3 separate regions of the Mus musculus genome follow, and all the other regions are linked to region 2. Evidence: chromatin loops called from intact Hi-C (ENCODE). Cell type or tissue: left cerebral cortex. All regions are shown on one strand.

What was found. Peaks named below come from ENCODE experiments on the same cell type or tissue, not always from the same donor. Only the 100,000 strongest peaks of a DNase experiment are listed, where the experiment ranks them.
Region 1: a loop joins it to region 2, with 2.7 times the contacts of the local background. A loop is called at or near these places in 11 of 42 quality-filtered maps.
Region 3: a loop joins it to region 2, with 3 times the contacts of the local background. A loop is called at or near these places in 9 of 42 quality-filtered maps.

What each region holds. Positions count from the first base shown.
Region 1 is chr9:106,311,638-106,319,637 of GRCm38, forward strand. The region is part of intron 9 of Poc1a (POC1 centriolar protein A); the gene reads left to right. Among named protein-coding and RNA genes, the nearest start is that of Poc1a, 35 kb to the left of the region's middle. In left cerebral cortex, CTCF peaks have their summits at 291 and 639; DNase peaks (open chromatin) are centred at 397, 3,106, 5,408 and 6,648; H3K27ac peaks cover 6,128 bases.
Region 2 is chr9:106,364,715-106,372,714 of GRCm38, forward strand. Dusp7 (dual specificity phosphatase 7) reads left to right here and starts at 3,918. Exons shown (of 3, transcript NM_153459.4): 1 at 3,918-4,609; 2 at 5,987-6,421. The coding sequence starts at 4,084. In left cerebral cortex, CTCF peaks have their summits at 3,091, 3,693, 4,270 and 7,219 (motif pointing right); DNase peaks (open chromatin) are centred at 3,138, 3,595, 3,785, 4,378 and 6 more places; H3K4me3 peaks cover 5,592 bases; H3K27ac peaks cover 5,081 bases.
Region 3 is chr9:106,472,250-106,480,249 of GRCm38, forward strand. Parp3 (poly (ADP-ribose) polymerase family, member 3) reads right to left here and starts at 4,700. Exons shown (of 11, transcript NM_145619.3): 1 at 4,244-4,700; 2 at 3,550-3,733; 3 at 2,774-2,899; 4 at 2,431-2,619; 5 at 2,148-2,271; 6 at 1,809-2,035; 7 at 1,432-1,584; 8 at 1,184-1,270; 9 at 780-957. The coding sequence starts at 3,726. It overlaps Rrp9 (RRP9, small subunit (SSU) processome component, homolog (yeast)), which reads left to right and starts at 5,060. Exons shown (of 15, transcript NM_145620.4): 1 at 5,060-5,185; 2 at 5,422-5,504. The coding sequence starts at 5,099. In left cerebral cortex, CTCF peaks have their summits at 2,414 (motif pointing left) and 4,748 (motif pointing left); DNase peaks (open chromatin) are centred at 2,431, 4,022 and 4,890; H3K4me3 peaks cover 1,886 bases; H3K27ac peaks cover 3,097 bases.

The DNA.
Region 1 (8,000 bases), 53 kb before region 2:
TTAGGATTGTCAGGGAGTTCATGGGGCCAAGCACATGTGAAACTTCTGACTTGTGCTTTCTCCAGTGTGGCCATTGGAAACCAGAGGGACAGACCTTGCCTGGATCCTTGCTGCTCCCGCATCCCCTAGCAGAGACTGGCAAGGACAAGCTTGTGAGCCTTTGGAGGTCCTTCACCCTTGAGCCGCCCTGCCTGTGACCTCGTCTCTGAACGTGACGTTTCAGCTTTCAGATCCTGGAATGAAGGCTGTCCTTAAACTCACTCGGAGAGGAGCTGTGCTCACTGTGGAGCTATTTTCAACCTCTGGTTGAGATTCACAGCTTATTTTTAGGCACATTTCATGTTGAAAAGCAAAAGCCATTTTCCAGCCATTCAGACTGAGAAGAATGGGTGCCATTTTCCCTCTGTTCTTGGTCGAGTTGTACAAAGGAGGGATTTCAGGGCTCGTGGCTGGGGTTCTTTCTATGCTTGGAAGATTGCACATGAAGGATTCCAGGCCACGCTGTGGACTGAGAGTAGGCAGGAAGCTCCATGCTCTGCCCTGGAAGAAGGATAGAAGGATGGCTTGTGGGCAGATGAGTGCCTCCTGGAGGGGTACGGGTGGGGGTATCCAGAGGGCTTCTCTGTAGCAGATGCTTGTAGTGGTGTTTCAGGGAACTACTGCTTAGCCTGTTCCTTGCTGCAGCCCTGCCCACTGTTCTTACCCATCCTCCTGTTCTCTGGACTGAAGGGTCTGTTCCTTAGGCAGAAAGACCCTGGTGTCTTGGCTGATTTCAGAGTTAGCATCTTGCCCACCCCAAATCTTCTCCAGGACAGATTTCTACTCCAGCTGCAGAAGTACTTAAAAAAAAATATTTATTTTATGCATATGAGTACACTGTAGCTGTCTTCAGACACATCAGAAGAGGGCATCACATTCCATTACAGATGGTTGTGAGCCACCATGTGGTTGCTGGGAATTGAACTCAGGACCTCTGGAAGAGCATTCAGTGCTCTTAACCACTAAGTCATCTCTCCATCCCCAAAAGTACTTTTAAACATCTTGTTTGTTTTGTATTGGACAGGTCTCTCCACATAGATCAGGCTGACTTTGAGCTCAGAGATCTGCCTGCCTCTGACTGCATACTAAAATTAAATGCATTAAATTAAATGCCCAACTTTTAAAATCTACTTTTAATGAATAAGGATGGATTTATTTGGATCTGCCCTTATTTTTGCCATAGTCAGAGGCTCATTATGCAATTGAGGAGTTGTACTAGGTGGGGTGGGAAATGAAGAACACCTCGTTCTAGGTAGTTCAATGAAACGGACAGAGAAAAACACCACCCCACTTCCTGAACTCTCAAGGTTGGCAGCTCCGGGTTAGAAATTAACCTTGGTCTGTGGGTTGAGGGCGCGTCTCTGCTCACTTCTCAAGGTGACATTTGAAGGAGGAAAGCTACCTGTGGTTAAGAGCTTGGCTTCTGGCTCCCGACCAACCAGTGGCTGGATCTCTGAGGTCTTGGTTCCTCTTCTCAACCTGGGAGACGCTGGGTCCTCCTTTGGTGAGATTTCACGGGTGGTATGCCAAGCAGCGCCTGGCTCTGTTCCTGGCACATGGGCAGTGCCCATGAAGCATAGCCATTTCAAGAATGTTCTTCTCCCTCTTTGGTCTTCTGAGAGCCAGTCAGAGGGACCAAGTGTTCAAACTTGAACTTCTGGGGAGAGGGACACTGGACAAGGGTGTGGGTGCATTGCTGACTGGGATAATTTCCGGTGCTGGCCTCCCTCAGGTGGTTCGTGTGGGGACCAGGGAGGGTTTTAGACCCCTCCAAACATATATTGTTTGTCTTAACTGACAGATCCAAAGTCCTCTGAGCTTGCAGAGTAGAAGGTAAACCTCTGAGGAGGGTAGAAACAATCACATATATACACTTACACAATGCACCACACATATACATACCACACGCATCCATCACACCATACACAACACACACAAACAACACACATATCACACACACACCACACATCACACACCACACACTATATCACACACACACCACACAAACATACCACACACTATATCACACACACATCACATACACAAACATGCCACACACACACACTCCATACATACTACATCACACATACAGACACACAGACACACACACATACACACACATCTTCAAAACTCTTAAGGACAAAATGCCCAGGAACCTCAGAGCCTTAGTGCTAGAACCTTTCCCAGAGAAGTGATTGGCTTAGCCAAGGGTATCTGCCCTTAGCCCAGGGCCTCCTCCTTGAGACCCCCTCTTCTACCTTGTGCCTCAAGTTCTAAGGGCAAAGTTCTAGTTGTCCGCTATGCCTGTGTTTTGTTTTGGGTTCTGCCATGTGCTTCTGGTTTTTGGGTGCAAAGGAGATTTGATTTCTGCTCCATAGCTATTTCCCCTATTCTGAGGATCTGGAGGGTCCTGAGTGTTTGTGGGGGTTTTCAAGACCTAGCTTTTCCCCACAGGAACCTCACCTAAGGAGGCACAGAGGAGGAAACATTTCCATTTGCCCCAAGGATCTCATCTCGGTACCTTTTGGCTGCTGTAACAAAATACTGTGGACTAAGTAGCTTTTAAACAACACATGAATGTCATGACATTCATGTCTGATAGTTCCAGAGGCACTGGTGAGGATGTGCTGGTACGGGCTAATTCCTTTCCTCTGTGTTCTACTGCAGTAAACAGTGCTGGCTAAAACCCTTTTATAAGGGCACTAATCCTAATCAAGACGGCTCTGTCCTCATGACCCAGTTACCACCTCCCCCCAGAGGCTTAATTCCAAATATGCTAGGGATTATGATTCTAACGTATAAATTTTATGGGGGATACAAATGCTCAAACTATTAGCAGTTTGACTTCCTGCATTGGGTCTGTTTCCCAGAATATAAATGTCTGGTGCTGGCATTTGCTTTTGTAGTGAGAAATAAGGACTCAAGCTGGGTGTGGATGGCACACGTCTATAATTCCAGCCCTTGGAAGGTGGTGGGAGGAAGATTGGAGGCCAGCCTGAGCTACAGGGGAGCCTGCCCCCAAAAAACAAAATGTAAAGTAAAGGAAACTTGAATTTGAAGGCATGCTCAGCAGGAGGGTCATTGAGGGTATCTGAAGCAGAACGAACCCCAGATTTATGTGTCTAAAAAGGAACTTCTCCCTTCTCCACTTGACCCCATTTCTGGCTTTTTTTCTTTTCCCTCAAGACTGTTAAAGGGAAATCTTGGCTTTCTGTCTGCTCCAGTGAATCAGATGTCCAGGAGTTGCACAGCTTGGAAAAGGGTTGGTTTTACAGGGCCCATTGCCCCATCATTTGGTGCTGCCCTTGCCTCTGGGCCCAGGGCATCTTGGTCGTTGTGCGGTGTCTCTTTATGTGTATACGTTGTGCACCTGGCTGAATGACCAGCTTTGTCCATCGTGTTCCTCATCTCTGTGAGTCATAGCTTGGCCCCTCTCCTGAGGGGCCCCGATCCTCTGTTTGGTGTTGGGATGCTTTGTAGATCTCAGAGGACTTTGAGGGACTTAGGAACAGTGGGGATGTTAAGACTGTTGTATATCTCTGTGTGGCTCCTGGCACAATTCATTCATGCCTTCTGCATGCAGAGGAGGAGCCTACACTCAGATCATATGACATTCTGGTAAATGGTTCTAGACCCAGTCAAGTGCGGGCCCCTGGGTTGGGATGCAGCAAAACCAAGAGGGCCTTGGATGAAGAATCAAAAGGCGTCTCCCCATTTCTCCTTCAGCACCCTCAGACCTAAGACAGGCCCCCAGGCTCAGTGTGTGTGTGAGTACACACTCACATGTAGAACCGTGGCATTGCTGCCTTAGGGGCTGTGTCTGCATTCCTACCGTTGTTGGTCAAGTGTGATCATTAGTGCCTACTGCTGCTGCTTAGTGTCACGCTGCAGACATGGCGTGCTGCGGATCCAGAAACAGGACTGGGATGTCAGGTAATCTGGCTGCTCAGATGCCTTCCTGGTGTGAAAGTGGAAATCTTACAAGGACGGATTGCATTTGCACAAGGTGACATTTGCAGGAGTCCATGTTAGCTGTCAGGATAAAGACAGATTTTTGTTTTGAGTCTCACTATAAGATCTTGGCTGCTGTTCTCAAACTCATAGCGATTTGTCTAGTTCCTGCTGCTTCCCCATTATTGGGATTAAAAGTGTGTGCCACCACGCCCAGCCAAGGCAGTCTTTTTAACATTTGACATATATTTATTGTCAGAAGCTTCTCCAATTGGTTCTCAAACTTAGTGGTGCATCATAGCAATATGGGGATGTTAAAACGTAACTGCCGGCTTGGCCATCCCCAGGGTGTCTTACTTGCTAGAGAGTTTCTACTTCTAACACATCAGACAGCGATGTGGCCAGTGCAGACCACTCTGAAAATTGGTCTATTGGAAGATGTGTCCAGTGGTGTTTGACATCCCAGACAAGGAGTCCTTTTCCATCTTAGATATTTCTGTGACTGGTTCAAGTTGCAGCTTAGGAGAGGCAATTGAAGAGAGGGATGTGGCTCTGGTTTGAATCTTCAGTATTGTTCCAAGAGATTCCAGTGCTGTCCTGTGAGTCTTTTAAACCTATAAGCACCCATCAGTGGGCTTAGAACTAGGCAGGCTGACCTACAGCCTTCTCACCAGCAAAGACTGTCAGGAAGGAAGATGCTGCCCTGGCATGGGCTTCTGCCAGGCTTGTCTTTCCCTCTTGCCTCCTGGCTGCTGTTAGATGCTGTCTATAATCTAGTAGTTTGTTCTTGAAGCTCCATTTCCAGCCACTGCTTTCTGCATTGTCCTCAATGTCTCTTTTTGTGTCTCTGTTTCCTACCTCTGTTACATCCCTTAGATGTGGATCCTTAGACCAGCTCCATCCTCTAGAGAGCCTGCTGACTCTTGAATCTGCATGGAGCTCAGAGGCCTCAGGTTCAGTTCTGCATGCATCAGGACTCACCCAGCATGTAAATCCAACCATGCACACCCTTCTTTTGAGCTCTGCTAACTCCTTTGGGAGATCTTCCTTCTTGCTGTGGGCTCAGGACTGTTGGGAGCCCCACTTCTGCATGCGGAGAGATGGTTCCAAGTCAGGCAACAATGGGGTAGCCAAACCATTGTGCTTAGCCATAAGGCGCACACAGCCCTTGAGTGCCTGTCATCTCAGCAACTGCTGTGGCGTTGCCATTTTTCTGATGATGATGACAAGCCCTGTCTGTCCACACTTTGCAGACCCCCCCTCTCTACAGAAGAGCCGGCAGAGCCACAGAAGAATGCAGCCAGCTTTGTGGTGCAAGCAGAGCACGCATGAGCACTGGGCCTTCGGGCGCTTGAGGCTCGTCCTTTTCTCTTCTTTTGGCTCTATTCTATTTTTTAAACCCAGAAAGCTGAAAGTGGGAGAAACAAGCCCCATGTAGAAACAGGCCCAGATGCTTGAGCTAGCTCTGCTTCTCTGTTCCCAGCAGAGATGCCTTCCACCATTGGTTCTTTCCAGATGGTACCTCCTTCATGCAGTCTTTCCCAGGCTGGAAAGTCTTTCTCTTTCTCCTCTCCTCTCCTCTCCTCTCCTCTCCTCTCCTCTCCTCTCCTCTCCTCTCCTCTCCTCTCCTCTCCTCTCCTCTCCTCTCCTCTCCTTCCTTTTTAAAAAACAAGCAAACAAACAAACAAACAAACAGGGTCTCTGCATAGCTTGGCCATCCTGAAAATCACTATGTAGGCCAAACCAGGCTGGCCTGGAACCCAGAGATCAGTCTGCCTATCTCCTGAGAACTAGGATTAAAAGTCATCACACCTGGCCTTTTCTATTTTTAGATAGATAGATAGATAGATAGATAGATAGATAGATAGATAGATAGATAGATAGATAGATAGATTGTGTGTGTGTGTGTGTGTGTGTGTGTGTGTTACAGTGAAAGAGTAGAAGTCTGAAGACAACTTTCAGAAGTTAGTTCTCTCTTTCTACCATGTGGGTCTTGAACTCAGGTCATCAAATTTGGAAGCAAGCACCTTGACTCCCTGAGCTATCTCCTCAGCCCTAGGTTGTCTTCTGACCACGCCTGCCCAGAGCCGCCTGCTTCCCAGAGTACGTACGCTCTCCTTTCCACCATCAGTTGCTCACAGCCCTAGGCCTGAGCTTGGCTCTCCCAGAGCAGCCAGTGTGCGCCTGGGACAGGATGCTGAGGAGTCAGGGTGTGGAGGCCATTGCCTGGGACCACCGAGTCATGTGCCTCAGTGCGTGAGCCTGGTAGCTGACTGGCTTTGGCCCCTTCCTTAAGGCTGTTTTTGGTTTTTGTTTTTACATTTTTGTTTTGTTTTTTCATGGTCTCAGACTAAATGAAGAAAGTAACTTTCTGGCTTCATTTGTTCCTCTGGCAGCTGCTGGCATGGGGTGGTACGGGCATCCCTCGGGCCACAAAGGGAGGTAGAAGCTACATGTCTGGATTAGACTCCAGAGCTTCTCATTTGAAATGGAAAACCCCTTTTTGCATTTTATATTTTCCAGATTGGCTAGTGGTGTTGACCATGTGGTGTAAGGGTGTTGGATAATACTTATGTTTATGTTCTTATTGGTTACCATGGCAAAAGAAAAAAAAACTCAGAATAGATGGTTTCCATGGAGATTATCTTACTGTTAGTTTCCCTGAAGGCCTAGACACTGCTGTGGGCTCAGTGGATACTGTTACTGCTATCAGAGGCTCTCTCTATGAAGTGCCATCGCCTTGCACAGACATTCTTTCCAGTTGGGCAGAGCATCTGCCTCCCATGCTTGCAGAGCCCAGTACCCTAAAGGTGGTGGCGACCTGTGGCTCTGCTTCCTGCCAGAGTTTCCCAGTGTGGCCTCAGCCCACAACACTTGTCATCAAAACAAACAAAAGCCCTTGTGTGGCAGAATAATTCAGATTAGCACTGGAGTGGAGCAGATAGCATACCAACCCCTTCATCTGGATTCTTCACTTGCCAACCTTACATCTTCCCCACGCTTGTTAGAAGCCCTCAGAGCACTTCTTTAATTCCAGATACAGCATTTTACTCTAAATAAGGATTTTCCTTGATTGCATAACTGTAAGGCTATTGTCACATCCAACAAAATTAATGATTCCTTCATAATAAATACCTAGAACATGTTGACGTTTTCCCACAAGTGAATATCAAGAATGTCATTTTGTGGGGCTGGGGATATGACTCAGTTGACAGAGTACTGTGTTTGATTCCCAGCACCAAATAAAAACAGGTGTGGTGATCTATGCCTGCAACCCTGGCCTTTGGGAGCAAAGGCAAGAGGATCATAAGTTCGAGTCATCTTTGGCTACATAGCAGTTTCAGAGCCAGCCTGGGTCACATACGACTGGGACAGGGGTGGGAGTAGGGGTGTCTTTTCACTCGAGTAAGGATATAAAAACTTGCATGCCCATGTGTATCATCCTGCTGTCTCCGCTCTCTTCTCCACCCTGCCCATAGTTCTGAGTCAGGCCAGGAACAAGGGCACCTCCTGGACCCACTGTCCTTTGGGAGACCCAACTCTTCCTGGAGCTATAGTGCCTACATAGGCAAGCTATTGCTAGGTGACCTGGGCCAGGCACTGGATAGGATACGCTGGCCTTCTTTGGAGCCTGCAGGGGGAGGGGAGAGAGGGATGATGTAACTATAGTTCTTTCTGCTGTCTGCAACTTCATTTTCCAGGAAGGAGAGGTCATGAGACCCCATGGGACACAGCCTCCCTAGGAAGCATGGGGCACTGGCATCGGATTCTAACTAATCTGAGGCCAGCTGCCTCTGCTGATTGGCTAGAGTCAGGCCTGGATATCTGTCTTGGCAGGCCTAGTTCATATACTTTTATGCTGTGCAAAATATGAATTAACTGAGCTTGGGAGTGATGCCTGGGGTCTGATCGGTGGCTCTGCCACTCTCCATTGAACTAAGTGCAAGGAAAGTTTAAAATAGTCTAGCCTTTGTTCCCAGAGTTTTAAAATTCAACTCCAGTAGTTACAA
Region 2 (8,000 bases):
ACAGGGATTGTAATTTGAAGCCAGTCTGGGCTATAACCCAGACTACAAAAGAGAGGTCTTGTCTCAAAAACAAACAAACAAACAAACAAACAAACAAAGCCAGAAACAAGAAACAAAGATGGAGGGGTTGCAGAAAGGAGAAGGAGAATAGGAATTCAACCTAAACACATCCAGCTTCTTCAGAGGACAAGAAAGTGACCCCTCCCTACAGACTGTGCTACTCAAAACATGACGGTCCATCTTGAAGAAATCTGCAAGCACCAGAGGAAGTCTGTTTCAAAGATGCTTAAACTGACACAGCCATGGGGTCACGAGCCACACTGGGGGAGGAGGAGGTAGGTACACCCCAATTCACATCTGTTCTTGGGGATCTGCAGCTCCTCCTAGAACACAGCAAAAGGCAGGAAATGGCCCCGCAGCACGGCCAGGCTTGTCCTCCTCCGTCATTTGGGATTGAATGTGCACACCCAGGGAAGGCAGCTGCAAACGTGCCTTGTGGGTTCCAGGTAATTAGGGATGAGACAGGGACAGAGGAAGTGGAGGACCACAAATGCCACTGGGCATCCAGACTGAAGAAGTCTGTAGAGGTGTTGCCTGGTAGCTGTGATGGAACGCAGACCGGATGGGGACAAGGGTCCTGCAAGCTCACAGCAGCGAATCTGGACAGGGACACCTAAGCTGAGATCAGAGAGTAGACAAAGGCTAGGGGGGAAAAAAAAAAGTCTGAGTTTTGTAGTTGACAGTTGTTGTGTAACAGTTTCCTCTGGGATTGAAATACTCCATCCTTCAGGGAAGTTACTTAAACAGGAAGGTAAACAACTCAAAATAGCTTCAGGAAGTCCCTGACACCGACCAGATTCACTAGGCCCCTCCCCATCAGACTAAGCAAGAAAAGCTGAGAGTCCCTCTAGGAAGACCAGAGCCCGGAGGCAAAGAAGACTCTCGAGACCAGAACAGCGGCCTGGAAGCAGCAGAAACTGGCCGAGCTACCTGGAAGAGGTCTGGAGCCACTGAGTCACTTGGAAAGGACTCTCTCCGACCTGTTGAGTTGCCCGTAGGCTGTGTGCAGTGTGCTCCAAGTTCCCAGCTTTTGTGAACTGTCACCCTCGCTGGAGTGGGCTTTGGTGATACAGCGTTCTCTGAGTCATTTCTGCCCCTGTAAGTGACCCCAATAAAACTCGTGCTTCACCAAGTTGAACTTTGGTGGTATCCATACTTTGGTCTGTCTTAGGCTTCCTAGCTGGGGCGAGGCAGATGTGTTTGTTGAGATCTCCTCAAGAATTCTTGTCACAACGGTGCAAAGGCCTGGAAGTGTGCTCTGCCTGCAAAGAGCTAAGGTAAACCCACCTACAAACCACCTTCTGGGGTCTGCTTATCCCAGGGGTGCAGACCTGTGAGGGAAGCCTTTGTCTGCTCTTCCTTTCCCTCAGGGACACCTTGGTAAGCTAGGCACTTCTCTGAGATGCAGGAGGGACTAAAGAGAATGAGGTACCAGGTTTCCAGCAAAACAAACAAACATCTGTTCCAAGGGCCTTCTCACAGTCCCTTTGAGGAAGGCTCATGGGTTCTGGGTATCCACTCAGAAGCAAGGTTTTGGGACTTCCCTCCAGCCTGGGTGGGTGGAGGCCCTGATCCTGCCAGCATCTCTCACAGGCTGCCTTTGCTGTTCTTTGTCTCCATAGTCAACCCCTCCCCATATGGCCTCCCTCATCCAAACTCTGATGCTTTTTCCATACTTACTCAAGTACACCCCTCCCCCACTGGGGGCCCGCTCCAGTTTCCAGCATCCTGCAGGTGTGTGTCCCTTTGAGGGACTCCAGAGGGGAGAAAGCCAGCCAGTGAGACATCATGGCTAATGTAAGGAATGGCAGGCTCTCTAGCCTTTCTCTAGGGCATGGGGTGGAACTATGGGTGCACCCAAAAGATGTCTTCTTTCAATGGAGCCATCACTGGGCAGAACCTAGCCAGTTCTCCCCACCTTCCATTCAGAGACCCTCAGAAGCAAGCATGTCTGCACACAATGGGACCCAGCCTTGCCTGAGGACAGCAGGAGACTCTTGTTAATGTGACTCTGGCTTGTCCCTCTGGGGGGGATGTCTCCCTAACAGCATGTTAGGAAATCATGAAATCAGCTGAGCCCATCTTTCCTAAAGAGAAAGGTCTCTCTCTGGGTTTGATTCGCAGCACCACACAGCGCTTCACAATCATCTGTAATCCTAGTTCTGTGAGATCCTACCGTCTCTTCTGGCCTCTGTGATCCATGGACATTCAAATAGAGAAAACACTTCAATCTTTTTAAAAAATTTAAAAGAAGCCGAGAGGTGATGGTGCACACCTTTAATCCTAACACTTGGGAGGCAGAGGCACCCAGGCCAGCCTAGGCTACAGAGAGAATTCCAGGACAGCCAAGAGTACACAGGAAACCCGGTCACCACTGCTTAGCGCTTAGCAAAACTGAAACCAAGAAGGGAGACTGGTACTCAGGATATACCACACATCACCAATTGGCAGGACAGATTGGGACTTAACACTTGGCCTCTGGAAGCTGTCTACCAGCTGTGTCCAGGACAGTACTCACAAAAGGGTCAGCTCTTTATATCTACAACCCCTCCTGACAAGACCCTCCCTGGCTGCCCTACTGTGGCCTTTCTCTAAGCGAATGTAGAAGAGGGCTCCTGCGGCTGAGAAAAAAAGGGAGGGGGGAGAACATTTAATTGGGAGATGGAGATTGAAACTGTAGCCCGATCGGACACCCCTGACACCGCAATCCCGGGTTAGGGTCAAGTTGGCTCAGAGATGACTAGCCCGGGACGGAGTGAGGGACTAAGCCTCAAGTTGGGATCCCCAGCCTGTTAAGAGAATGCACTCGGGGCTTGGGAGGAACAGCTCCCTCCAAGGAAAGACCGCCTTGGTCTGGTCAAAACCTTGCGGTCGGTCCTGCCGCTTTGTTTGAGCCCTACCTGCAGAGCCACGTACCTCCTGAGCCCCACCCGCCTGAGAGCCCGAACAGCACGCTGGACGAGGCCCCGCCCACTTCCAGCTGGGTGGACCCGCCGCGGGACCCGCCTCCTTTCCCCGCAGCCTCTTTCGGCGGCGATTGACTATCTGCCGAGCGCGTGCCCGCCTACCGCGAAACTTGATTGGTGCCTGGAGAGAGAGGTAGGCGAAGGGAAGCTGATTATGGAGCGCTCCCTCCCTCCTACCCGCCCCAATAGGAAAGTCACGTGGCGCTTCACTCCGGGCCAGTCACCACCGCACTTGTAAAAGCTTTCTTAAAGAGCTCGCGTTCCCTTACCCAGGGTTGGTCCTTTCAGAATTCCTCCACTTCTGCCTGCGATTTGCGAGAGCGGTCCTTGAACACCCCCCCCCCAACCCAAGTCACCTATTCCCTCAGCAGACCCTCCAACTCAGGTCTGGAACCTATGGCCATCAAGGGTTGGGATGATGCGGTCATCTGAAACTAAGACCGCCTAACACAGAGCACGACACGTAGTAGGAATTCAGTTTCCATTTGTTGAATGAACGCTATCAGAGAATGAATGAGGATAACAGACAAGAGGAGGGAAGACTGGCTCTGGGTGACCGCCCCCTGCCCCCAATCCTGAAGAAATTCTGCTTCTGTAAATGTTAGGTGGGGTCCCAGTGCAGCCTTTCTGCAAGGCACAGATGTAGGCGCTCAGCCAGAGATCTGCGAGGCCGCCTTGGCTCGCCCCTGGGCAGGTGGTAGCCAGGTCCCGGCTAGGCGGGCCCGTAGGAGCCGGCCGAGGGCGCTCCCGCGCCGCTTGCGGGGGAGGGGCTGCGGAGGCGCGGTGCCTTTAAGCCCAGGCGCCGGCCTCACGGCCCCGCCTCCCGGAGGACGCCCGGGCGCGCGGCCGCCGGAGCCGCGGTTTAATTGGGGCTGTCAGGCCGCGGCACGCGCGGAGGGCCGGCCGGGCGGGACTGAGGCCGGAGGCTGGGAGGCCGGGGCGGCGGGCGCGCGGCTCGGCGGGAGGCGGGCGCCCGGAGACGCGGCTGGGGCCAGCGCGGCCGGGGCGCCGTCCCAGGGCTGGGTTGCCCGGCCCCGGCCCCGGCCCCGGGATCCCCATGAAAAACCAGCTCCGCGGGCCCCCAGTGCGGGCGCACATGTCGACTTCGGGGGCGGCGGCGGCGGCGGCGGCTGGGGGCACTCGGGCGGGGTCGGAGCCCGGTGCGGGATCTGGGTCCGGCGCAGGCATCGGAGCGGGAGCGACGACGGGAGCGGGGGCCATGCCCTGCAAGAGCGCCGAGTGGCTGCAGGAGGAGCTGGAGGCGCGCGGTGGCGCGTCCCTGCTGCTGCTAGATTGCCGGCCGCACGAGCTCTTCGAATCGTCGCACATTGAGACGGCCATCAACCTGGCCATCCCGGGTCTCATGCTGCGCCGCCTGCGCAAAGGCAACCTGCCCATCCGCTCCATCATTCCCAACCATGCCGACAAGGAGCGCTTCGCCACGCGCTGCAAGGCGGCCACCGTGCTGCTCTACGACGAGGCCACGGCGGAGTGGCAGCCCGAGCCCGGCGCCCCCGCCTCCGTTCTCGGCCTGCTCCTGCAGAAGCTGCGAGACGACGGCTGCCAGGCCTACTACCTCCAAGGTGAGGACAGAACCTAGACCCCAGGCGGTATTGGGGCTGCGCCTCTGCTCCCTGGCGCCCTCGCTGCAGGCTGTTTCCTTTCCACTCGCTTGGCCAGGCCGGGCGCCACGTCGCCCCTGGTCCGAATCCGCCCTTCTGGGAGCCATCCCCTAAGGTGTGGATTTAGCCAGGCACAGGGAACCCGATCTGTGTTCTCTTTCTCAGCACCGTTCAGTGGCTGAAACAAACTTTCCCTTTCCTATTTAATTTTTTTCTCTGTGGATGGGTAGACAACAGCGCACAGGCTCCAGTTGAGCTCGGAGGAAGGGAGAGATCGGTACTGGAACCCAGAAAAGAGCAGGGCCCACAGGAATTTATGTCATTAGGAAGATAGGATCGGGAAGGTACCTTTTTCAGTATCACCCACCCTCCAGTGCATGGGCCCGTTTATGATGGTTTCTCTGGGATCCCACTATGGCCCCTATCAATCAGAATCACGGCTTGGAGGCACTTCTGCAGATGTGTGGGCAGTGGCCCAGGTGTGAGTGTGTGTGTGTGTTGGGGAATGGGGAATGGGCCTCAGTTCGCTGCCCCTGAGTTTATGGAAGGGGGAGACAGGCAGCTTGCCTGCGGGCCAGGGGGTGAGGGGAGCTATTGGCTGCAGCCGGTGTTTCCAATTAACATTCCAAAATGGCCTCTTGCTGGCAGCAGACAGGCTGGGAGGGGAGGGGAGTCCTGCGGCACCCTCGGGTGCCGCAGGGCCATGTCTAGCTTCATGGTGTTCCTTGTCTCTCCTGTCCTTGTCTAGCCCCCGTGGCCCCTCTCTTTGAGTCACATGCAGTGTGTCGGGTGCTTGTCCAGGGAAGGTGAATCGCTAGTACCCGGTTCCCCTCTTGCTGGGGAAAGGGACTTCACACCACCCTCCCCAAGTGTGGTTGCTTGGACTCTGCCTCTGACAGGCCCATAGGTGTTCTGGCTCCTCTCTCTTTGGAATAGGGGTTTGCTGACCTACAGGTGCTGGCCTGCGATGGGTTTGTTGGCCTTTCTTTGCCCATTGGCCACTACTGAGCAAGCACTCAGGTGTGTTGATGTATGTGGGAGGTATGGAAGAGAAAGGAGCTGGTACTTGACCTCAGGTGCTCTATATCAAGCCATAGGGCCAGTATACTTTAACAGTTACAGAACCCACTCAAAGCCTCAGTTCCCTTAACTGTGAAGTGGTGATTTTTTAGATGGCCAGAACATGAGTGAGTCCGTGTGTGATGTATTAGGCATGGTCACATTGTCCTTTGACATGGACATGTTGTGTGAGTCCTGACCGTTAATAGTCTTTTGTGGCCCATTTGGACTCACCAGACACCCCACCACCCACCACCCCCAATCTTGCCCTGACCACAGGTGGTTTCAACAAGTTCCAGACGGAATACTCCGAGCATTGTGAGACTAACGTGGACAGCTCGTCCTCCCCGAGTGGCTCGCCACCCACCTCCGTGCTGGGCCTGGGGGGCCTGCGCATCAGCTCTGACTGCTCAGACGGCGAGTCGGACCGAGAGCTGCCCAGCAGTGCCACTGAGTCGGATGGCAGCCCTGTACCATCCAGCCAGCCGGCCTTTCCAGTCCAGATCCTGCCCTACCTCTACCTCGGCTGTGCCAAGGACTCTACCAACCTGGATGTACTTGGCAAATACGGCATCAAATACATCCTCAACGTCACACCCAACCTGCCCAACGCCTTTGAGCACGGTGGTGAGTTCACCTACAAGCAAATCCCCATCTCTGACCACTGGAGCCAGAACCTCTCTCAGTTCTTCCCCGAGGCCATCAGCTTCATTGGTAGGTGTCTTTGTCTGGGCAGAGGGGGTGGGTGGGTGGGTGGGTGAGCGAGGCAAGGTGTGTGAGGGACGCTGGGTGTCGCCCCTGCCCAACTGGGTACCTCTGGGCCTGTCGAGACCTGTGTGTGCACTGCATGTGCCGGCATGTGCCCGTGGGTGTACCCGTGCTTGCTGTGACTCACGGAGTCCCTCGGGCACCTCTACCTGTTAGGACCTGAGCAGTCCCCTGAATCCTGGATTCCCCCAGCTCTCAGTACCTATTGGACTCTATGGTCCAACCTGTGTTTTTCTGGCTTTGCTGTAGTTTCAGGCGTAGCAAGCTGAAACATCACAGCTCACAGACTCCCACGGGTCTCAGTAGCTCTGCATCACGCCTCGGCACATGTGTCTCTGCAGCATGGGGCTGTCACGACGCCTCTTTTGGCTTTATTATGCTTCTGAGAGGGCTAGGAGGTAGCCCAGGGAACCAGACTGTCCCTAACCTGACACAGTGCTCTGGACATGGGGTGCCCTCCAGTGTCTCTGTGGGATCCAGGTGCTCTTAGCTGCCTCATAGAGAAGGTGGAGGCAGCTTGAGGAAGGTCTCTGTCCCCGACCTCAGCTGACTCTGGCTCCTCCTTCTGCTCCCTCCTTGGCCAGCTGGCCTGGAGGTCATCCTTTCTGGCCTCAGGTCTTAACCAGGCAGCCAGGAAAGGGCACAGGCTCAGGATAAACAGAAACCTTATGCTCTGCGAGCCTGACCAGCCTCCAGTGTCGGGGTGAGGGGGACCTGGGCAGTGTTTTCCAGATTGATGGCCACAGTGTCCAGCTGAGGGCGTTTAGTGTCAGCTGGGCTGGGCTAACTTTAACAACAGGAAGTGGGAGGCTTCCCCCGCCTCATCCGCTTACAGGGAACCAAAACTAGGTGCCCGGGCTGGGAGGAAGGAAGGAAGCTGAGGTCTGGGGGAGGGGCTGCCTAGAGCTTCCAAGCCTGCCCCAGGGGACAGAGCCAAGCAGTCTGGAGGTGCAGCCTCAGCATTTGGGCTCCCACAAGAAGGGAAGGCACAGAGAGAAGGACCCCAGGTTGCTCAGGACTAAAGCCAGGCTTGTGGATGGTTTTATTATCTCCTCCATTTCTGGTGAGACCCAAGGAAAGAGTCCAGGATGCAGAGGTGGAAGAGAAGGTTCCCAGATATGATGATAAGTGAATCAGGCCCCCCACTCCCTCATTTGGACTCCCCGAGACAGGCCTGAGCCACACTTCGAAAGCTCTGTGGGTCATCTGGGAGTGACCCTACCGTGTCACTCTGAGGGCTTTTCCCTCACCCCTTTCCCAAATTTCAAAGTCAGACCACTTGACTCCTTACAGAGCCACAACTGCCCCCTGTCCTGCCCCTAACACCAGGAGCCATCGGCCAGGCTGCCAATCCTACTGTTTGCTTAGGAGGTCTGCTAGGTGAACAGAGATGATGAGGGGAGCCTGGCCAGGCCAGAGACAGTAAAGAATAACCGGTAACTGTCCTACAGGAGAGCATCAGTTGTCAGCTGTGTCCCTGGCACAGGAGGCTTGGAGGCAGGGATCGTAAGGAGCCTGGGACTGT
Region 3 (8,000 bases), 110 kb after region 2:
ACATCTTAGTAGACCTCTTCTTCCATCTGTCTGTCTGCCAAGAACTTGAGCCCCATTTGTTTTTGCTTAGACCCTTGCTTTCTTGGACTGGAAGGTGATCGTACCCTCCAGTGATGGGGACAGCATGGGCTGATGAGGTCACTCAACTGAGGATACCCTGACTATGAACTTGGACATAACTGGAGTTATCTTTGACCTTTTCCCACACACGGCCTCACACACCCTGCTCATGAGTTCTCTCCTCTCATTTCTGCAGCTCTGGGGCCAGAGCCAGTGCCCAGAGAGGGAGGGAGGAAGGGAAGGAGGAAGAGAGAGAGACACAGAGCTAGACAGACAAAGAGACAGAGCAGAGCAGAGAGAGACAGTGGGCCCAGCCTCCACGCCTCTGTCACCCTCTCTACAGCTCCAGTCACAAGATTCTTGGATGTGTACGGCCAGCTCAGGCTCTCTGAGGCTTTCTGGAGAAGGCTCCCTTGATGGTTCCATGTCCCTGCCCCTCGTCCCCTGACACTGCTGGGAACTTCCACATAGAATGAGCTGTCCTAGTGAGGCCAGGCCCACACAGCCTTCACCCTCCCTTCAGGAGCTCTCTAGCTCCTCAGAGTCTGTTTGCTTTTATCCTATCTGCCTCCCCTCTTCTAGGACGACACATCCCCAACTGCCAGGTGCTTCTTCAGAGTCCCGGAGCCCTGGGACACCTCACTGTGTCAGTAAAGCGCTCAGTCTCTGTCTTGGGGAGCCCCCATCCCCACCCAGGTTTTCACCCAGGGGTGCCTCACCATAGCCAGCTGACTTGCTGTTCTCAGAGGCAAAATAAATACCCTTGCCAACACGACCACCCGAGTGTGGCATGATTCGGAGCCCACTGGTGAGGATGGCAGCCACCACGGCCACATTGGTGCCGTGCCACAGCAGCCTCCGATTGCCCAGTTTGGAGTGGGCCTGGAACCTGTCTCCCTGAGTGGGGGAAGGTAGAAAATGGCAGCAACATGCCTCGAGAGGGTTCAGGTGTTCCTCCCTCTTCTTGGGTGACCGATGCCTAGGGCCCCATGGGTCCCTGGCATACGCTTGACCTGGAAACTGGTCAAGGTTGTTAAACCAGCTTAGCAAGGGGCGGATAAGTAAATGCTCCCCACCACCCCCAAGGGACAGGGTGGTGATACAGGGGCTGACTCTCCCTCACCTCCCCTTCTCGGTTCACTTTCCAAACATGCCGCAGGTCTGGGCACCTGTAGCTGTTGCCAGTCTGTTTCAGGTAGGTCTGTATTGCCTGTGGAGAAGAAAGGCCAGTGGCCAAAGGTGGGAGACTTGTGGACTAGTGTCCTTGTGGTCTTCCTGCTCCAGAGCGCTCCTTGGGTCAGGGCACATGGGAGGGAATGCTGCAAGCCAGGGGCTCCCAGGGTACCTCCAGGGCAGGTGTTCAGAGTTCACCTTGTACTCGGACTCCCCGGAGTCCAGCAGTTGAAGCTGGCACCTGAGGAGCTGGTAGTCTCGATCCAGTGGGTGTGGCACCTCTTCCACTTTCTCCTCCTCCTCCCCAGGGGCTGCCTGCAAGGTCTGCGCCAACTCGATGTCCGCTAGCACCTAAGATAACGGGCACTGGACCTTGTCTGCCCTGTGGGCTTCCACTTCTGCCCCAGCCCCTCCCATGTGACAGACACCCCACTGCCTATTCCATCTCCTCCCCATCTCTCTGTCCAGCTCTCTCCTCTCTTGGCTCTCAGCCTGTCCCTCTGGACCACGTGGCCATGTGCCCCTCTCCTCTTTGCCCAGGCTGCCTGGTATTCTCTGGGCTGGCCAGCCCTCACCAGCAGCATGTCCTTCTTGGCCTGAAGCACATCAGGGGAGTTGATGGGCGGGGGTCGGCTGCGGCCGAAGTTGTGTGGGATGACAGTGTAGAAGCAGGAGGAGAGCTCTTCCAGGCTCTGGCCATCCCCTGTGGGGTTTTTCATGGCCTCCTCTAGAGCTTCCAAGGCCTCGAAGCCACGGGCAATCTGCTGCTTGGTCAGCTTTCCCAAGGGCATCTTCTTCACATCTGGGGGATGAAGGGACGAGCTGAGCCCTGTAGCCCCTGAGATCAGGGGTGGGGGTGGGGGTGGGGGTGGGGGTCAGGGGTAGCTGCCACCCTGCAGAGAGCTCCTCCTCACCCAGGTTCATGAGGGTCATTGCATTCTTGAACATCTCTTTGCTGAAGATGTTGGTGATAAGGTTCTGGGTGGCAGGGTCTAGGGAGCAGGGCTTGACCACGGTCCTCACAGGGCCGCTGTACACCTGGGGAGATAAGGCCTGCTCGGGCAGCAGCCATTAGGCAGAATGCCCACACAGGGAGCAGGGCCTCGGCTGAGACCAGAGAGGGAGGATGGGACTGGAGGATGGGCTGGCAGGCAGTCCCTCCCCTCTACCCCCTGCTGCCCCCTGCTGCCCCATCACCTTCACTACAGCCTCTTGGCTCTCTGCTTCTCCCTGGACTTCTATAAGTGTGTACTTGTTGGGCTGGGCCACAAAACGGTCCCGCTCCTCCCATTTGTTTTTAGTCTTCTCCCAAAATTTCTTCTTAAAGTCCTTCTTTGCATCTTCCAGGCAGGTGAAGTGGTTCATCTTGCTCTGGCCCACCTCTCCCTGCAAGGGACAACTTTCAGGGGTGTGTCCACCAGCAAGATTTGCTGGTCTCTGGGCTGGGCCCTCCAAACAGCTGCAGACGAAGCCAGCTCTTTGGATGCCCAAGGGGGGGAGGGGGGATGGGGGAGGGCAGCCCGGGCGATGGCTCGCTCACCACGCGGCCCCAGCGATTCCAGCAGAAGAAGCGACTACCCTCCTCCAGCAGTTGGATAATATAGAACTTGTTGTTGTTGTTGCCGATGTTGGTCTGGTTCAGGGTACAGTCATAGTCCTCGTGGACCTGTGTAGGGTGAGTCCGTGGGGCGTGGGCTGGGTGTGTACACCAGGGAACATCATGGGGGGGGCCTTGTCTTTGGCACTTGGGTGTCTCTGCCCTTGGGGGGCAGGGTCACAGTCTGACTGGATGTGATGAAGCCCTGCTGTGGGCTTGGGAATTTGGAGAGGATGCAGCTGCTTCCTGGGTGGGGGAATCTGAAAAAAGACCTGGCTCTGCCCTGAGGGCTCAGTTTGAGGGAACACGGAAGAGGGTCCCGGGGGAAATTGAGTCAGGCCCCTTCCTTGAGTGTGATGCACCCTAGTGTCTGATGGTCAGACATGGTACACCTTGACCCAATGGAATAACAGCCCACCTTGGCAGTCTTCAGAAGACAGGTACGCAATCCCTGGCTAGAACAGAGAACCCAAGGAGGAGAAAGAAGGCTGTGGTCTGCCAGGCGGTGGTGGCCCACGCCTTTAATCCCAGCACTTGGGAGACAGAGACAGGCGGATTTCTGAATTCGAGGCCAGAGGCCAGCCTGGTCTACAAAATGAGTTCCAGGACAGCCAGGGCCATACAGAGAAACCCTGTCTTGAAAAACAACAACACAACAAAACAAGCAAACAAAAACAAACAAACAAAAAGGCTGCGGTCTGAACATGGCTTCAGCTCACCTGTATCCCGGGGTTCCGGCTGAATGGACATGAGGGGTCCACACGGATGACCCGATTATCAGCAGGTGCTGCTCTGAGAGCCTCGGCAGTGGACCGGAAGCTGTCCTCCTCCTCTGTCCCTTGTCGCCGCTTCTTGGAGCCCTCAGTCTGCACAGAGGCCTTTCGTTTTGGAGCCATGGTTCTCCTGGGGCAAGAGGTAGGGAGCGTTCAGATTTGCCCTTTAGGAGGCTGGCCTCCTACTCCTTGGTTTACATATCCCCATCTCCAAACCTGCACTTTGTACCTCAGAGATGCAGAAGCTTAGAGCCCGTCAGTTCTGCCCACCCTGGAGTTAGGAAGCAGTTGGCTCGAGGTGTTCCCCGAGGCAGCAGAAAAAGTGAAAGCCGGCTCACCCCACCCACGCTGGGGCCCTTCCCCTTCTAGAACATTTCCTCCTCCTGTCAGTCATCTGGCTAGGTTGCTGGGCTGAATCATCTGAGCTACAGGGGAAGGACCCTATAAGTTGCCCTTCTGCAGCTGGATCTACCTCTCTAGAGCTTAGGACCAAGTGGTGTAGCCTTTTGCTAACAGTCCTGAGTTCTGGGGTGCCAGCCAAAGTTTCAGGCTTTCAAGTGCCAGAGAGAGCAAGAGCCACTTTAACCTCACCCTTCCCTGCCCTGCAGAGGACTCTAGGGCAGGGCCAAAGGACACTCACCCAAATGAAACAGGACCCTGGAAGAGGTGGCTGTTATCCAGCCCGGTATCAGGAATGCTGAATGTGCCTCCTAAGAAACAAGTTCCAAGTCTGGGATCCCATCTAGCGACCCTTCGTGAGCCTTCAGCTAGTTTTTGGTAGGGATTTCCCAGCAATCACGTGAGGAGGGGAAAGAGCTTGGGGGTGGTGTAGAATTCCAGCTTTTGGCCGCTAGTGGGGTGAGTCAGAGGCTGGGTAGGCTGAGGTTGGTGGCCAGTCCCAGAGATGAAATGACAGTAATGTAGACGTATCCAAAGCCGCTCGGACTGACTGGCCCCTCATGCAGCTTTGACTAGGCACATACAGCATATATCCATTATTTGCCCGGTGATTTTGGCTCTGGGTTCGGATGCTGTCTCCTCTCCAGAGCTGCCTGAATTCCATTCCTTAAGTTTTAGAGTCTGGTTGTATTAGCTTCAATCGCTGTTCCAGCGGAAAAATCACAGAACCCCGCACCTCTGGCTCCACCTTGTGGCCATAAGACGCAAGCACCGCATGCCCTCCTGGCCCCACCCCTCCCTGCTAGTCAGGCGTTAGCAGAGCGCAAGCGCCACAGGCCCAGGCCGGAAATCGCAAGAGAGACTTGCTTCCTACTCCAGGCTGGCGCCGGAGCCTATAGGAGCTCTTGAAGGCGTGTCCAGCTGCGTCGGTCCAATAGACGTTTGGGGGCGTGGCAGGATCTTCTCAAGGGCCCAATGGAGCTGCGGAAGGTGGGGCCCGCTGCGCCGTGGGAACCTATCAGGGCTCCGGGTCTTGCCATGCGGCTGGGGTTTAGCAGCCATGTGAGTTCTTCGGGGTAGCGGCACCTTGAACAGTATGTCGACCGCCGTGGCAACTCGTAAGCGGGCAAAGCCAGCTCCCGGGCCCGGGGCGGCTCCGGTGGCCGGCAAGCGGCGGCGAAAGGTGAGCATGGTGTACTCTTGGGCGCGACCGATCTAGCTCCTGGGAGAGCCATCGTTCCATCCCAGGGCCCCCATCGGGGCAAGTATCTTTGCCAAGGGCTCCGTCAGAAGGAAGCCTACATCTCTTTTCTTCTATCCACCAAATCCTGGGAAACCTTCTACTTGGCCAGGGCCAGGTGCTACTTGCCTCTCTCAGTCCTGGGCCTCGTGACCAAGAGAGGATCGTTTGATTTCCAGGTAGACTCTGCTGCGGACAGGGGCAAGTCCAAGGGTGGCGGCAAAATGAATGAAGAGATTTCCAGCGATTCTGAGAGCGAGAGGTGAGTTTTTACCGGGAGGAAGGATAAACGGAGGCTCGTGGTGACTAGAAGACTCAGTGCGACTGGCAACAGAGCTGGGTGTTTGGCTCGAGATCCTGGGTCTACCCTCCAGTTTCCGGCAGTGAGATATCGTCGTTTATCTCTGATGTGTCTATGGGGAAGACGCTGGGCTCCTGTGGGAGGGAGAGCTTGGGACCTTTTTTCGCTTTATGACATGGAGGCAGGCACAGGTCTGGATTGATTGAGAGGCAAGGAGAGAACGGTACAGAACACATCCTCCTGTTCTTAATTCCATCTTCACACAGTACCACAACGACTGGTGTCCTTGGGCACCTTTTTGAGATGAGGTCTCTGTTGTTTTGCCCAAGGTGGCCTTGATCTCCTGGGTTCGAATGATCCTAGGCTTCAGCTTTGTACTGTCACATATGTAGCCTTCCTAACATTAGGGTCTTGTTTCACTGTTGCGAACACGGGTGAGCAGGCAAGTGGAGAGAGGCCGTGTCAGTGTCTGCAGGTGTGTATCTTGGAGACATGTGTTGTGAGAACAGAAGAAGCCTTTTAAAAAGTTGAGCCTGGAGAGACGAGGAGTGTCCTGGAGCGGTAGGGAAGAGGTTCAGGGACCAGAGACAAATCTGGGGTATTAGTGTGCCAGGGTGGAAGGAAGAAAGGATAAACCGGCAGGTGATAGGTACAGGCCAGGGTAGCCGTGAACTTAAGAGATCTGCCTGCTTCTGCCTCCCGAGTGCCAGGATTACAGACCTGGCTATCAGTTCTGCTTCTAAAAGTGAATATGTGGTGCCTTAATTTGCTCAGCTTTTTTTTTTTTTTTTTGGCAAGGTTTTTCCACGTAGCCATGGCTGTCCTGGAACAACCTGTATAGATCAGGCTGGCCTTAACCTCAAAGACATTGCCTGCTTCTGCCTCCAGGACCTGTGCTAAACACTTTGGGTATTTATTTATTTATTTATTTATTTATTTATGTGTGTGTGTGTACATGCTGATGCCCATGGGAGACCGAGGACATTGGAGCCCCTGGAACTGTCACATCAGGGGGTTGCGAGCGAGCCACCTGAGGGGTGCTGGGACTGAACCCAGGGTCGCTGTAAGAACAGCAGGAGTTCTTAGCCGATGAGCCATTTTTTTCCAGCCCATTCTTTACCACCTCTTAAGTCTTTTAACTTGTGTCACGAAATAAATGTGATAACTACAGAAGCACCACTCAGTTTTCTTCTGCTGATCTAACTTGGGTGAAAGTAAAAATAAATGCGTACACACCTTAAATTCAGGGTTGAAACAGCTTTTCTTTCAAAAGGGATTTTTTTTTTAAACAAAAAGTGGTGCTGGGCGTGGTGGCGCACACCTTTAATTCCTCAGTACCTAGGAGGCAGAGGCAGACAGATCTGTGAGTTTGAGGCCAGCCTGGGCTACGTGGCGAAAATATGTCTTGGGAAACAAAACAAAACAAAACAAAAAAGCAGAATTGCTAAATGCCGTTTATAAGGTCTCAGCATCAAGTGTCTTTACCTGCTGAGCCGCCACACCTCTAACTCTAGTCTGCTTTTCTGTGTGTGGGCCCTGAAGTAAGAGACTGATTGGTTTGGATGCACTCAGAAAGGACATAACTCTGGGCCAAGGTCTGGCCTTGACTTTCCTGAGACATGGTTTTTTGTTCTGTTCTTTTAGGCAGGGACTTTGTAACTCTGGCTGCCCTGGAACTCGCTATGTAGACCAAGCTGGCCTCAAACTCAGAGAGACCTGCCTGCCTCTGCCCTCAAGTGCTGGGACATGCCCCAGGACACTGCTATTCCTGATGGGTTTTAAAGTCCCTTCTGGAGGAAGTCCTGGGCAGGGTGCTGGGCGACAGCAGGTAGCTGATGGGATGTCTGCAGGCTTGTGATTAGGGGTGCAGCTGTCTTGGTCTGCTGGCTGAGAGTTCGAAACACCTACCTAAGCTCCCAGAAACAGGTCTAAGCTGGACCTGTCTGTGAGTGAAGGGAGTGTCCTGAGCTGGCTCACGGACACTGGGGCCTAGAAGGGACAGCAAGAAATTCCATCACACGTGGTTTAGTCAGTACTACTTAGGATTCACTTGGAACCTAGTCCTCGGGGTACAAGGAGGGTGCAGGGCAGCAAGCCTAGGGTACCCCAATATGTCTGTGTCTTGGAGTGGTTGTCATCCTGGCATCTGCGTTCTCTGTTCTGCATGCTGGGTTCCCTGTTTGCAGCGCCCTGTGCCTTGTGCCTTTGTCCCTTAGCTTGGGAAGCTCAGTAGAAGGACAGGACCAGTTCTCTGTTACTATGTACCTGACCATGTCTTCTTAGCTGGGACTTGTAGAGATTGTCTTATTCTAGCTCAGGCTGACCTTGAACTTGTGGCAGTCTCCTTGTCTTCGCCTTCCAAATTCTAGGATTTTAGGTGTGCCACCGTGCCTGGCTTGACAGTGCGGTTTTCTAGAGCATGGTGACTGAGTTCAGGACCTCGCTCTGTCACTGAGC